Regions from separate parts of the Homo sapiens genome. Here region 1 is linked to region 2. Evidence: chromatin contacts called from ENCODE Hi-C data. All regions are on one chromosome and are shown on one strand. Each heading gives the region's core, a stretch centred on a gene start or an enhancer-like site at or near the end of the contact. The rest is flanking DNA. Distances are from core to core; before and after follow the strand shown. Region 1 overlaps FARP1 (FERM, ARH/RhoGEF and pleckstrin domain protein 1). Region 2 has its middle 100 kb from the start of IPO5.

Region 1 (7,635 bases), core at 5,019-7,518, 550 kb before region 2:
CAACGCTTAGCGAGCACCTGTCAAGGGCCTAACACAATCCACAGCCCAGAGGATCAGAAACTCAGTGATCCCAATTTCCCTCCCAATTGGCTTGTGCTTTCCCAGAATCCAGGGGTCAGGAAGACATCTGCAATGCCCTGAATTTGTTTTCAAGACTGAGCAGGACTGATTAAAATAATAAAAGGCGGTCTTCTGGCAGATTTTGCGGACAAGGCTCAATTTATTATCAAAGATAAAATGAATCTCCTGTTCACCTCCGAGGTCTCCCGTGAACAAAAATCAGCAGTTATACTTGGCAATGGGCAAAACACGACATGTTCTGGACTGGTGCACACAGATGGTAAAATGTTTAATTTTAATTTTCTCTGCCTTAGGAACTTCCTTCTTTTGCACTTGAAAATCATCATTATCAAAAATGTTATAGCATATATTCCCAATTAAATATACTATTAGCATTTAATTTCTATACCCTAGGACCACAATCCTTTCAACTGAAGTCAGCGAATCCAACATTTAATTAGCTCCAGCCTCCCCGTATAGCTGAGTATTAGCTGAGATAAATCATGTAATCGAATGCTTTTGGGGAAATACTGCACATACCGAAGTGATAACTTCGAGATCCTTCAGATATGTTCGCTCGGTGGTAGACACTTCCTTAGCTATGAAGTACGCTTTATCAGTTGGGAATCTCTGCAAAACCCAGCAAAAGAAACAAAGCGCAATAATCATTTTTGAGTATGCGTCTCGGAGAATGTCCTCATTAAAGTGATATGTTACTAACTTGTGATCTTTTGTTAGCTGGCATCAACAAGAAATAAAATTCTTATTCTCCTTTTTGGGTTAGGAGAATAAATAAGAATGTATTCTCCTTTTTGTGTTAAGAGAATAAATATGAATTACTCTCCGTTTCATGTGAGGAGCTAGGCTAAGATAATGGATTTCCATGATGAGAATATAGTCTAGGAAGGTTTCCTTCCAGGTAAAAATTACCGTCAGCAAAAGGACTCAAATTAGGCAAAGGAAATACATAAAAAAGGAACTGTCTCGTCCTATGTCCGTTGGTGGAGTTGGTGTTCATGACATGGAAGTTACATTGTGGGAACACATGGTAGCTGGGTCTAAAGGGACAGGGGTGAGATCAGCTGGTGGCATCATCGGCCTGAACTCCCTTGGCGGCTGTCAGTCAGGTGGGCAGCCAGCCCCACCGTGGAGGAGGCCGGCCATTCAACCTTGCTTTCTCTTTAAACAATAAGTGCAAGGAGGTCGCCTGTTGTCCGCCATTTTGCCCACTTCTCATAGGAGTCCACCTGACTCCACTGCTGGGTGTACACACAACAGACTTCAAAGCAGAGACTCAAACAAATACCTGGACACTCATGTTCACAGCAGCCAAAAGGTGGGAACCACATGACTGTCCATTAACAGAAGAATGGATAACAAAGTGTGGTTTATACACACAGCGGGACATCACTCAGCCCTCAAATGGCAGGCAATTCTCACCCATGCTACATATGGATGATCCATGAAGACAGAATGCTAAGTGAAATAAGCCAGTCACAAAATGGCAAATACTGGGTGATTCTGCTTATATGAGGTACCTAGAGTAGGCAAATTCATAGAGACAGAAAGTAGAATGAGGTGCCAGTGGCTGGCAGGAGGGGGAAGGAGGAGTTAGTGACAAATGGATGTAGTTTCTGTTTGGGAAGATAAGTTCTGGAGATGGATGGTCGGGACAGTGGCACAACAACATGAATGTACTTAATGCCAGCAAGCTGTACACTTGAAAATGGCTCACATGGTACCTTTGCTCTTATGTATATTTTAGTACAATTTTTAAAATTCACACAAACACACGTGCACACACAGCCACACACGCGCTTGAGCCCTCGGCCCTGTACCTTCCTCCGGCCCTCATCCTCATCGTCCGTCCGGGGGCAGGCCTGGTCATTCAGCAGCGGGCTGATCAAGGGAGAGGCCTGCTTGGTGTCGGGGCTCAGGTTGGGAGACAAGGTCACGTTGGCAGGGGCCACTCCCCCCTGCGAGTTCACAGACAGCTCGGAAAGGTGAGGACTGCCAGTCAGGGAGCCTGTTTGGGGATGAGAAGTTTTAAAGAAAAAAAAAGTAATTTTTTTCTGGGACCTGATTTCTATTCACTACTTTCACCTTTTTCAAATCGTAAGATTTGACTACCCCGCCATGGCAAACCTAAAGCGATTCTTTATTTTCTAGTTTTTTTCCTAAGTCAAAGCTGCCTTAATAAAGATACCAAAGTATGAAGGATTCAATGGAGCCTCATTACGTAATTAATGATAAGATAGAGAACTCTGCTTAGATAGCAATTAAAATAGCTTAAAAGCATAGTGTATCCCGAAATAGGAATTTCATCTCCCAACTACTGCTTACTTCTAAGAATTACTCAAGAAAGACACAGTGTCTATGTCACAATGAGACATGGGGAAATGATTAGAAAATACAACTATACTAACAGGCATCTAAGCAACTGCTGTACTTAGGACACACTACGTCCCGTAACAATGGGTCACAGCTAACAGAAAGGTCAAGCAACTAACTCCCCATTCTACAAAGAACAGAAGCAAGCTTGTTATACCTGGTGATGTCATTCCATGTCTCTCACTGTTTGGGACAGAAACACTAGCATCACATTACAGGCATATGTGATCACTTCAACATGCAAAAGCAGACGTCATTATATTATCACAATTTCCCTTTATAAGATAAAAGTGACAGGGTACCATGAGTCCTTGAGAAAGGATACCATAGTAATATGAAAATGTGGCCAGGCGCAGTGGCTCGCGCCTGTAATCCCAGCACTTTGGGAGGCCGAGGCAGGCGGATTGCCTGAGGTCAGGAGTTTGAGACCAGTCTAGCCAACATGATGAAACCCCGTCTCTACCAAAAATACAAAAACATTAGCTGGGCATGGTGGCGGGTGCCTGCAATCCCAGCTACTTGGGAGGCTGAGGCAGGGGAATTGCTTGAACCAGGTAGGTAAGGTTGCGGTGAACTGAGATCGCCCCACTGCACTCCAGCCTGGGCGACAAAGTGAGACTCTGTCTCAAAAAAAAAAAAAAAAAAAAAAAGTATATATTACCCGCTATGAGTCAGCCAAGGGAGATGATATGTATAGGACACTCTTTGCCAATACACTTTTGCAAATATCTGTATCTCAACCCAATGAAGCTACATGGGATGTTTCAGAATATACTTCTAACCTAAGTGTTTTTGTCTAACACTTATATTTATACTAATAAAGCAGATTTGCTAGAGCTAATATGAGGTAAGCAAAGTTAAAATAACCTGCAGTCCTGTCTACTACCATGATAAGGAAAGACAAAGTCAGCGCTTTCTCAATTTCCCAGTCTACAGTTTCAGGCTCGCTGCTACTTGGTACGCTGAAGATCTCTAAGGGAAAAGGTGGAGGGCGGTTTTCTAGGAGCACCCCCATTTTCCTGTCATCTGTTCTCACCCTCTGGAGTCATGCATGTGCATTTTGGAATTACAAGATACAACAGCCTACCTAGAATGGAGCTGATGAAGTAAGGGCGGTGAATTTGGTCCCAGTATAAATGAACCCTGGAGAAACCACCACCAGCCCCCACCCTTGGTGCCAGGTTGAGCAGTCAGCAGCACCGCCAACACAGTGGAGGAAGATCCACTGTACCTGGAGAATGACAAAAGGCAGACGTCCTGCCCACGGACTACTGGTTAGTGCAATGATCCTTGGATAGCAAGATTAGAAAATGTGAGGAAAAGGCAGATTCAGTAAGCTTGCATTTTTAAAATCCCTCTGCTTTTAAATCCTCATGTTTTTTAATATACCTCACTAACATGAAGCCTTGTGTTAGACAAAGACCCCATCACCCGAAACACCACCAGACCCAGAAAACCCCGGAGAAAAAGGCCAGAAATTGCTTCACAAATGTCAATTTTATTGACACTAGTGCACAACTAAATACAATAATTGCAAAGGAAGTGGAACGTGTCAAACAGAAATGGTGACAATGAGTTAGAACTGCAGTTGTTTCAAGGTACTACACTATTATTTAAAAAAAAAAAAATCACAAAAAGAAAAATGTTATCACTACAAGTAGGAATTAGAAGAGAGAAATTCTGGCAGTCTGTCTAGAGGTTAAAACATTTCATGCATTTGTGAGTTGCTGTTGGAGAGTTGTTTTTTATTTGTCCACCGTAATCTGGCAACATCCGGGGCTTACCTTCAGCTCTCGCACTGTGCGTGAGATCGGGTGAGGCAGTTATAAGTGAGAGCATGCTGGACACCTTGACTTTGCAGTGACGTGGAACAGAAAAAGCATTCACCTCATCATTGAAAGAGTTGGAGCCGAGAATAAAAGGTAGTTAGAAGGCTAGTGGGAAGGGGAGCGGAGGCAAGGAAATAGCAACTAACAGGCCCTAGACAGCATCCGGCAACAGAGAGGAAAAGAACTGCCACTCGGGGCAAGGGAAAAAGTAGGGGGAGCACACTCCGATACAGCCACCTCCACTCTCAAAGGCCAACAGCGAGCACCCTTGCTGCACTGCACCTGGGAACACACATTTAGGGGACAGAGCAGTTGGAAGAAATGAGGTAACAGACTATGGTTCCATAAGAGAGCCTGCCTCGCCAAGAAGGCGTGCCACGGTTCAGAACAATCCCCACTGTGCTACAGAGGAGACAGGACTCAGAAAACAGAGGGCCGAGTGGGAACTTCAGGGTCACCTGTGTACCTAAACGAAGGAACAGCTCAGGATTAGCCCACAGGCTGCTGGGGGCAGGCTTGCTGCATTTCACTCACGGAGCCTAAAGATGTCAGTAACAACTACTTAATATGTGCGCTCTGCAGACTTGGAACGACAAAATTAGGGTGGTCAGTTGGCCTTTTCCCAAGACGCTACTCCAGCTTTGCTTATAGGGCCTAAGAAAGAAAGGGCAATGGGTGTGTTTAAACAGCAAGACCAAGAAGCCAATAAATATCAAAGTCTGGTCTAGAAATCTATCAGCATTTTAAGGAAGGGAAAGGCCTGAAACTCTACAGTTCAGTTTTGCTAATTTGAGCTGCATCTGTGGAGAAGAGGCCCCTTCTCTCTTTGCAAGATAAACAATCCGAGGCTTTGAAAATGTACAGGTGACGTGGTCCAAACAAAATATGTAACTCATTTACCTTTCAGCAATTAATGAAATATGCTGACAAGGGGGCAATTAGTAGAATTTGGCAGCTTGATGAGTAATTAAAATTCTCTTTTGACTTTGAGCCAGGGTGTGTGACAACAGTCTGTACAAACTGGTGTCCATACCAGCAGGTGGGAAGAGCTGTGTCTATAAAAAGCCAATGTCCAAGGTCACAGAGTTATTAGAACTACGTGGAATCAATTTTTCACTGAAGTAGTCCATTTTACAAAAAAGCAAACAAACATGGTTCTGTTGTTAGGTAAAATGAGCCCGGTTTGATTTATATGGCATTATAAAGCTTGTTTACACCTTGCAGTCTGTCACCTGCTTTGAAGGCACAGCCCCGGGCAACGGGGAGAGGAAACTGTGACTGACATTCATTGCTACTCCATGAAATTATCAATGCCTCGGTATTTCTAGCACTTCTCCCTTTATGACAAATTAATGCAAAGTAATTTCATTAGGGAACTCGAGGTAAATAATTTGGGGGGACCCTAAGAGGAAGCACCTGCTATTAAGGCAATAGGTGGAAAGAAGTTTAAAGAGATTAGAAAAAAGATCAGTCACACACCGAAAGTCTGGAGGCTTTGAATGTTTTCAAAATTATTTTTCCTATTTCCTGAAATTGCCCTGCAATTTCTTAGGCATTCAGTTAGATGTCAGGTTAGTAGCTCTCAAATCCTTCACCTCTTCCCCATGATTTCATGACCCCTCCCGCCACCCTGCCATTCATCTAGAAGAGGTTTGGGTTTATGCTGCCCCCCTCAGACTGAAAACACCTCCAGTCATACAGCTCTCAAGGGAGGCATTTCTAGTAATTGCTTTATAAAATCCTTTCAAATGTACACATTCTCATGGCACAAACAATTACGGAACTTCAAATTAGCACTGCTATATTTATGGATTTCAATTTATCACCCAGACCAGAAACTGCCTGCGCTGCTCTCTCTTTGTAATTTAAAACACGCTCATCATTCTTCCCTCTTGGCCGGTCTGGGGAAGCTGGGTTTGCAGCATCTTGATCAGCTCTTCGGCAGAGCTGCTGAAAGGCAGTGGGAGGAGACTTTATCATCAGTGAGCCAAAGCCAGGCCTTTCTTCCCGCTTTGGGATTGGGCACAAGCTGCCTGTTAACCATGTACCGGTATTCAAGGCTTCAAAACAAACTCACACAATTCTGGGAAAAGAAAAACATTTCTAATCTATTTTTCAAGTGATAAAAACGGCATTTCTAGTACTTAACTGTACCTGTCCTGTTTTTTAAATGGGTCTCAGTTTTTAACCACATAGGTATTATTTTTTCCTATAAAGGGGGAAACTAGAAAAACTGACAACTAAAAAAATAGTAATCCAAGATATGCTTATTGAATAGCTAATATCTGACAGAATACTGACAAAAATGAGACTACTGATTGCATTCTCAATTTTTCTTTTCCAAAATTTTAAAGTGCAATTATAAAAAAGTTTCTATGCTTTTTCTTCAATATTCCCCCACATAAAATTATTTATTTTGCAATCTTCTGGGTGCCACTTATCTACCATAATTTGTCTTCTTTTATTCTGTTCTAAAACATAGGAGATTTTCTCTCTATGTGCCCAGAATATGCTCAAAAGGCCCAAGTAGGAAATATATTAGAGATGTAGGTTTTCATCTATTTTTTTGAAAGGCTCTATTTAAATCCATACGCTCTAAGAGGATACAATGAAACCTCTCTTGAGATTATCCCATTTGAAAGCCAGTTATCAAAAAAAAGGGCAGTATTATGCTGAATAATACGTAGCTTCCTGAATAGGCAGGACTCACTAGCGTCTGATATCTAAGTTGGGGCTCAGTGGAATACGCAAAGCTGGCGGTATTTTATAGAAATTACAAAGTTCCACAAGAAAAGCCAGGTTATAGGATTACCCATGTTAGCAGTGTGGTCCTCTTCTTGATACCTGAGGTTGTTGAGGGTAATGTATGTGTGCTTCTTAGACCCAGTTCCTTTAAGAAAAGTTTCACAAGCAGCTAAGCATCAGCTTCACAGTTCATCATCAAGCAATTCAGAAAAGCAATAGCAATGCAACTTGCAGGAAAAGAATTGAAATGCACTAATGGAAAAATGAATGTGCTACCTTGTTCTTACTTATGAGGAAAAGACACAGGAGAATGCTGCTTTGTTTGAACACGGTGGTGGTGATGGTGGTGGTGATGTTGGTAGTAGCAGTGGTGGTGGTGATGGTGGTGGTGGTGGTGGTGGAGGCAGTGTTTGGGTTGGGAACATGGTGCTTCGTACCAATGAAAAATACCATCTTGTACTCAGGACAAAGCTTCAGCCATCAGTGGGAAAGAACAGTTACAATGGACAGTTTTTACAGCATGATACCTGTTAGGACAAGTAAAAGCCCCTTCAGTTTAGATCAACAAGAGATATATTAATACCGTGCATACACTGTGACATGAGCTTGG
Region 2 (6,735 bases), core at 137-2,636:
TCATTTTGGCATTAAAAAAGGCATTATGATAAGTTCTTTGCCGTCTGAGTGTTACTCTGAGCGCTATTGATGCGTTATTTCACAAACTTGCAGCACACACGTGGTCTCATCATCTCTTAAAAAATGAAAACTAACCCAAGATCATTATTAAAATTTTTTTTAGAGGCGAGGTCTGTCTATGTTGCCCAGGTTGGCCTCGAATGCCCAGGCTTGAGCAATCTTCCTGCCTTAGCCTCACAAGTGGCTGGGGTTACAGGCCACACCACCACACCCAGCTCCGAAGTCATTCTTGACTAGCAGAAAGGCTGGTATCTCCTTCTTAGGGCTACCTGCTCCCCCAGTTGTTTAAAAACTTGAGGGTTATAGTGTCTAAGGTGGGAGGTGGTAGGGAGTTGGGTGGTGAAGCCAAAGTTTAATCAGTTCGCCGTTGCCACAGCTCCTCCTTGCCACACCGTGTCAATGTCAGAGCCACCTCTAAGTCCCCCAGGGACTTTCCAGAAGTTAGGGAGGAATGCCCGTCTGGGCATGCACAGCCCTGTGGACTCTTTGTGTGGCACAGGAAATCTGGGCAAGATCTCAGCTCCTACTTGCTTCTGTGAGCCTCACGTCCAACATCCCAAGTGGTGGCCCTGGTAGGGAGGACGCCTGGTCCAGCACCATCTGACAGAGATGCTGACCTGGTGCAGACTGAGTTCTGTGCTCATTACTGTGGTTCTCTGAGGGAGGACCCAGCCCCTGCCCTCCTTGTGCTCCTGAGTTTACAGCTTTCATAGCTCAGCTGTTTCACTTCTTCTGGCGGCCATTCCAGGAGGCAAGAGACACCTGGGGAGCACCTGTGTCATCTCTTCCTCCTCCTTGGGGAACCACAAACTTCACCGTCAGAATACAGAGGGCCTGAGTTCTGCCCCTTTGGTAAATTCTAGGGCCAACAGCCCTTCTTCCAAGGGCCTGAATACCTACAGGAAGGCCTCCTCCTGAGAGTGCTGGTGGGACTTACCCTCTTGATATTGATACAAGTAGCTCCTAGAACATGCTATGACTGAGCAAAACCAAAAAACCCAATGCAAATTAAAGCTCCTTAGAGCCATCTTGATACACGTAGGCATCATATCGTATTAGATATTTAAAAAAAAATCTGCAGTTAATGCTGTAAATCAGGTGGAATGTGAAATCAGCTGGCGGCTTCATAATCCTCCAAGGAGCTGGACCTTCTGGGAAACCCTGCAATCCTTTTTTGGACTGGCTCTCATTTGCATATGAAATTGAGGGTGCTTCGACATCCTTCGAGCCGGGTTGCACAAGTCTTAGCTGGCCTCCCTTGTGACCGAGAAACAGGGGCCCAGCCTGGGGTCAGGGCCTGGAATTGCTTCCTTTGGGACTCAGCCAAGCGCAGGCCTTCCACATTAGCATTAGTGCTTTCTTCCATCAGAATTCAGCTGCCCCCCAGAGCCAGTCCCTGTGCCAGAATCCAGACAACCACTAGATCCATGGTAGATTACTGTAAACAGTAGAGTTTTTTTTTGTTTGTATGTTTGGAATTCTAGCAAGACTGACCAATTTAAAAAAACTCTCAGAGCTCAGTGAAAGCAAACCAAGGATTAAGTGAAAACACCAGCAAACAAAATCGATAAATCAGTAACTTAAAGAATGGACCTTCGAGGCCTGCTGTTCAGAGTGCTTTGCCAAGTGACGTAAGAGCCAATGACTTGAGATGCAGAAGAAAAGTTGGGAATGATTTTCCTTAGCGGGAATTCATTTATTTTGCGTGTGCGCTGACAGTGAAGGGCTGAAAGCAATGCTATATCGCCCCCTAGTGCCAAATATACGCACATTATCTATGCTGCTTGGGCTCCAACATTGCCATGGCCTTCTCCAAATAAAGCCAATGCATTTTGATGAAATCTAACTGCAACAAATCACATGTGACAGATACTAAAAACAATTATTCCAAGACTTTCCCTGGCTTCTATTTTATTTTAGTTTTTATTTCTCATCTTAAACTTTTATTAAAATATATTTGACTGATTAAAGCAAAGATAGTAACCATGTCTAACATATGTGGAAATAAAATTATTGATAACAACAGCACAAAGATCGGAAGGCAAAGATTGAATTACCTTGCTGTAATGTTCATATATTATACATTAATCCGTAACATACAAAGGAAATGATTCCAGAAAAGCATATCTAAAAGAATATTATAATTGTGAGATATTCTTTTCTAAATTTTAATTTTTTCCAGATTTATTAAGGTATAATTGACAAGTGAAAATTGTATATGTTTATGGTATAACATTCAATGTTTTGATATAGGTATACATTGTGAAATGACTAAATCAAACTAATTAACGTATCCATCTCCTCACATTCTTATCACGCTTTTGTGTTGAGAGCATTTAAGAGCTAATCTTTTAGCCTTTTTTTTTTTTTTTTTGAGATGGAGTCTCCTCTGTCATCCAGGCTGGAGGGCAGTGGCGCGATCTTGGTTCACTGCAACCTCCGCCTCCCAGGTTCAAACAATTCTCCTGCCTCAGCCTCCCGAGTAGCTGGGACTACAGGTGCCTGCCACCATTCCTGGCTAGTTTTCCTATTTTTAGTGGAGATGGGGTTTCACCATGTTGGCCAGGATGGTCTCGAACTCCTGACCTCAGGTGATCCACCTGCCTCGGCCTCCCAAAGTGCTGGGATTACAGATATGAGCCACTGCACCTGGGCCACAATTTTCAAGCATACATTGCTATTATTAACATTTGTTAACTATAGTCACCAGGCTGTAAAATAGCTCTCCAGAATTTATTCCTGTGGTCTAACCAAAGCTTGATACTCTTTAACCAACATCTTCCCGTTTCTACTTCCTCTTTCCCTGTAGCCACCATTTTACTCTCTGTTTCTATATGATTTGACATTTAACACTCCACATGTAAGTGAGATCATGTGGTGTTTGTCTTTCTGTGCCTGGCTTATTTCATTTAACATTATATTATGTCCTCTAGGCTCATCCATGTTGTTGCAAACACAAGGTTTCCTTTTTTTAGTGGCTGAATAGTATTCCATTGTGTATTTACACCATATTTTCTTTATCCACTCATCTGTTGCTGGACACTTAGGTTGATTTCCTATTTTGGCTATTGTGAGTAATGCTGCAGTAAACACAGGCATGTAGATAACTCTTTGACATGCTGATTTCATATCTTTTGTATATATAGCCAGTAGTGGGACTGCTGGATCATATGCTAGTTCTATTTTTAATTTTTGAGGAACCTCCATATTGTTTTCCGTACTGGCTTTACCTATTTATGTTCCCACCAATAATGTACAAGGGTTCCCTCTTCTCTACATCCTTGCCAACACCTGTTATCATTTTTTTTTTTTATAACAGCCATACTGACAGGTGTGGGGTAATACCTCATTGTGGTTTTAACTTGCATTTTCCTGACAATTAATGGTGTTGAGCATTTTTTTTCACATGTCGACCTTCTGATTTCTATGTCTTAATTGCACTGATCATGGAAAAGGAGTGAGAAGATCTGGGGAACTCACAATATATTTGGGAAGTTGAAATTCGATTGCATGTGAAATGGCAGGAAGTGAGCAAGAGGAGAGAAAAGTCTGGATGAGCAGGAGGGAGGGTGTCCGGAGCCAGTTCAGAAAGCCCCACCCTTGTCTTGTTTTTGGAGAAAGAAAGCAACGATTAGGGTCTTTAGGGAGAGAGAGTCTAATGGAAATTTTTAGGAAATTTTGCTATTTACTCTTCAAGGATTTTTGTTGTTTGACTTGCAATGAGTCACAGGACTAAGCTAGACCTTAAATCAGTAGCAAGCAGGCCACATTTCATTTGTGTTACACATTAAAATATGACATCTCATGCTGTTTTGATATTTTTGGTAGCTGCGTGGGTGAAGGACTAGAGGGGATAGATGTGTCAGAAGAACAGTGGGATTCATTAATAAACACTGCCAAATATCTATTGGGCCTTCCTTACATGCCAAGCACCTTCCTAATTGTGCCCTAATGGAAGAGAAAATGGAAGTATCATGGATTTCTGGGAGAAGGGGGAGTGAAATGAGATGGAAAGAAGGTTAACTGAGGTGACAAGGCCACTGATGGAAGTAGAAAGTTAATGAGCCAAGAGCCCTTATAATGGATCTCTGGCCAGTGTCTGCTTCCTCCCCTCTCTGGGACACTGCTTGATGTCAGCACCACTGCAGGGCAGGACCATTTTTTGAAAAGCAGTGTGAGTTTCTCTTCATGAGATTTGCAAATACATGTCATATTTAAGTCAAATAAGCTGATGTTTTTCTCCATGGAACTGTATTATTAGTAAATATCAAATAAGACTGTTACGTAGCTCTGTGTCAACTTTCCAGCACTTTAGCAGTCTCTGAATGGCTACTATACTGCCCATTCATTTTTCCACCCATTCACCCATCCACCCACTCATCCACCCACCAGTCCATCCATCCATCCATCCATCCATCCACCCATCCATCTACTTACCTACCCTCACGTCCATTCACCTATGCATCCATCCAACAATCTACCCACCCATCTATCCATTCATCTACCCACCCACCCACCCATTTTTCCATCAAACCATGTATCCACCTACCCACCCATCTATGCATCCCATCCACTCATCCATCTATCCACCCACCCATTCATCCACTCATTAATCGATCCTCCCATCCACCCAACCATTCATCTAACCATCTATCCATCCACCCATTTTTCCATCCAACCATCTAACCATCCATGTACCCAACCATCTATCCATCCATCCATCTATCCATCCATCCATCCATCCATCCACCCATCCACCCATCCACACTTCCACGCATTTATTGATCCTTCCATCTACCCAGCCATTAATCTAACCATCCATCCAACCACCCATTTTTCCATCCAATCATCTAACCATCCACACAACCAACCATCTATCCATCCATCCATCCATCCATACACCCACCCATTCACCCATCTACCCACCCACTCATCTACCCCTTCACCCACCCATCCATCCATCCATGCATCTTTGATTCTTCAAGTATTCAAGTATGAGTCAGGCAGTCTGTTAAGCATTAAATATTTGCTGGTGCTCAGTGCTTTGGAGGCACAGGGGCAGTTTCTCATGGTTTAGCACCATCCCCCCAGTGCTGTTCTCATGACAGTGAGGCAGTAAATTATCACGAGATCTGGTTTTTCAAAGTACATAACACCTTCCCCGCTGTCTTGGTCCTGCTCTTGTCAGGTAAGACGCTTGCCTCCACTGTGCCTTCTACCATGAGCAAAAGCTCCCTGAGGCTTCCCTAGAAGCAGGTGCTGCCATGCTTCCTGTACAGCCTGCAGACCATGAGCCAATTAAACCTCTTTTCTTTATAAATTACCCAGTCTCAGGTATTTCTTTATAGCAATGGGAGAACGGACTAATACAGGACTTTTCGTCCATTGCTTATCTGCTCTGAACCTTGGTTTGGCATCTAAAAAGCAGTGATAGCAATACTTCTTTGCAAGGACTCAATAAGGCAGTATACTCATAGATTCTTTGCTCCTAATATAACATCTATAACATAGTAGTTGCTTGTAATAATTTCTATTGCTGCTGTAACAAATTATTACACAGTTGCTTGAAACAACACAAATTTATTGCCTTATATTTCTGTAATTTAGAAGTCTCACGCTTGGCTTAGTTAGAAGTCTTCACTTGGCTCAAATTCATGTGTTGGCAGGGCTGTGTTCTCTTCTGGAAAGTCCAGAAGTGAATCAGTTTCCTTGCCTTTTCCAGCTTCTAGAGGCTGCTCACTCTCCTTGGTTTGTGGCCCCTCCTCCATCTTCACAGCCAGCAACATCACCTCTCTCTGACTTTCTTCTCTGGTCACATCCTCCTCTGACTCTCTGCTGCTTCCTTGTCTGCTTGTAAATGGATTACATTGGGCTCACTCAGATAATTTAGGATAATCTACTTTAAAGTGAGCTGATTAGCAACCTTACTTCCAGCTGCAACTTAATTCTCGTTTACCATGTGATATGGTTTAGCTCTGTCTCCCCAGCCAAATCTCATCTCCAACTGTAATCCCCACGTGTGGAGGGAGGGAGGTGATTGCATCATGGGGGGGTGGTTTCGCCCATGCTGTTCTCGTGATAGTGAGTGAGTGCTCAGGAGATCTGATGGTTTTATAAGTGTCTGGCATTTCCCCTGTTTGCACTGCTCTCTCCTGCCACCCTGTGAAGAAGATGCCTTGCTTCCCCTTCGCCTTTTGCCATGATTGTAAGTTTCCTGAGGCCTCCCCAGCCCTGTGGAACTGTGAGTCAATTGAACCTCTTTCCTTTATAAATTACCCAGTCTTGGGTAGTATCTTTATAGCAATGTGAAAATGGACTAATGCCATGTTACCTGACATATTTCCAGGTTCTGGGGATTAGGATGTGGACATCTTTGGGAAGATCATTATTCTGCCTGTCACAGTGCTCAAGATAATTCATTAGGATTATCATTTAGATATTCAGAAACTAAGCCGTATCTGACTGGTTTCAATACCCTGCTGATCTGCATGTGCCCTGATTTGGACCGAGGCTGCTTTCTTTTTCTCTCTGGACATGATCTATCCCCTACAGAGAGCTGAGTTCTTTTTTTTTTTTTTTTGAGACGGAGTTTCGCTCTGTCACCCAAGCTGGAGTGCAGTGGCATGATCTTGGCTCACTGCAACCTCTGCCTCCCAGGTTTAAGCGATTTTCCTG

The links. A loop is a pair of places that touch in the nucleus more often than their neighbours do. Pooled maps may share reads with other maps.
Region 1: a loop to region 2 is called in a map of heart right ventricle, with 3 times the contacts of the local background. The contact joins two enhancer-like sites. A Hi-C loop is called at or near these places in 8 of 168 maps with a recorded cell type or tissue (IMR-90, PC-9, Right ventricle myocardium superior and 5 more), 2 of 37 single-sample maps with no recorded cell type and 17 of 50 pooled maps.

The regions. Positions count from the first base shown.
Region 1 is chr13:98,403,789-98,411,423 of GRCh38, reverse strand. It overlaps FARP1 (FERM, ARH/RhoGEF and pleckstrin domain protein 1), which reads right to left. Exons shown (of 27, transcript NM_005766.4): 14 at 1,899-2,086; 15 at 601-690. Among named protein-coding and RNA genes, the nearest start is that of FARP1-AS1, 28 kb to the left of the region's middle. Within about 2 kb of position 6,268, at least 3 of the 41 ENCODE cell types and tissues checked have a DNase peak (open chromatin) inside an H3K27ac peak, as active enhancers do.
Region 2 is chr13:97,850,767-97,857,501 of GRCh38, reverse strand. No RefSeq gene overlaps it. Among named protein-coding and RNA genes, the nearest start is that of IPO5, 100 kb to the left of the region's middle. RefSeq lists enhancers at 686-785, 806-925, 956-1,025. Within about 2 kb of position 1,386, at least 4 of the 41 ENCODE cell types and tissues checked have a DNase peak (open chromatin) inside an H3K27ac peak, as active enhancers do.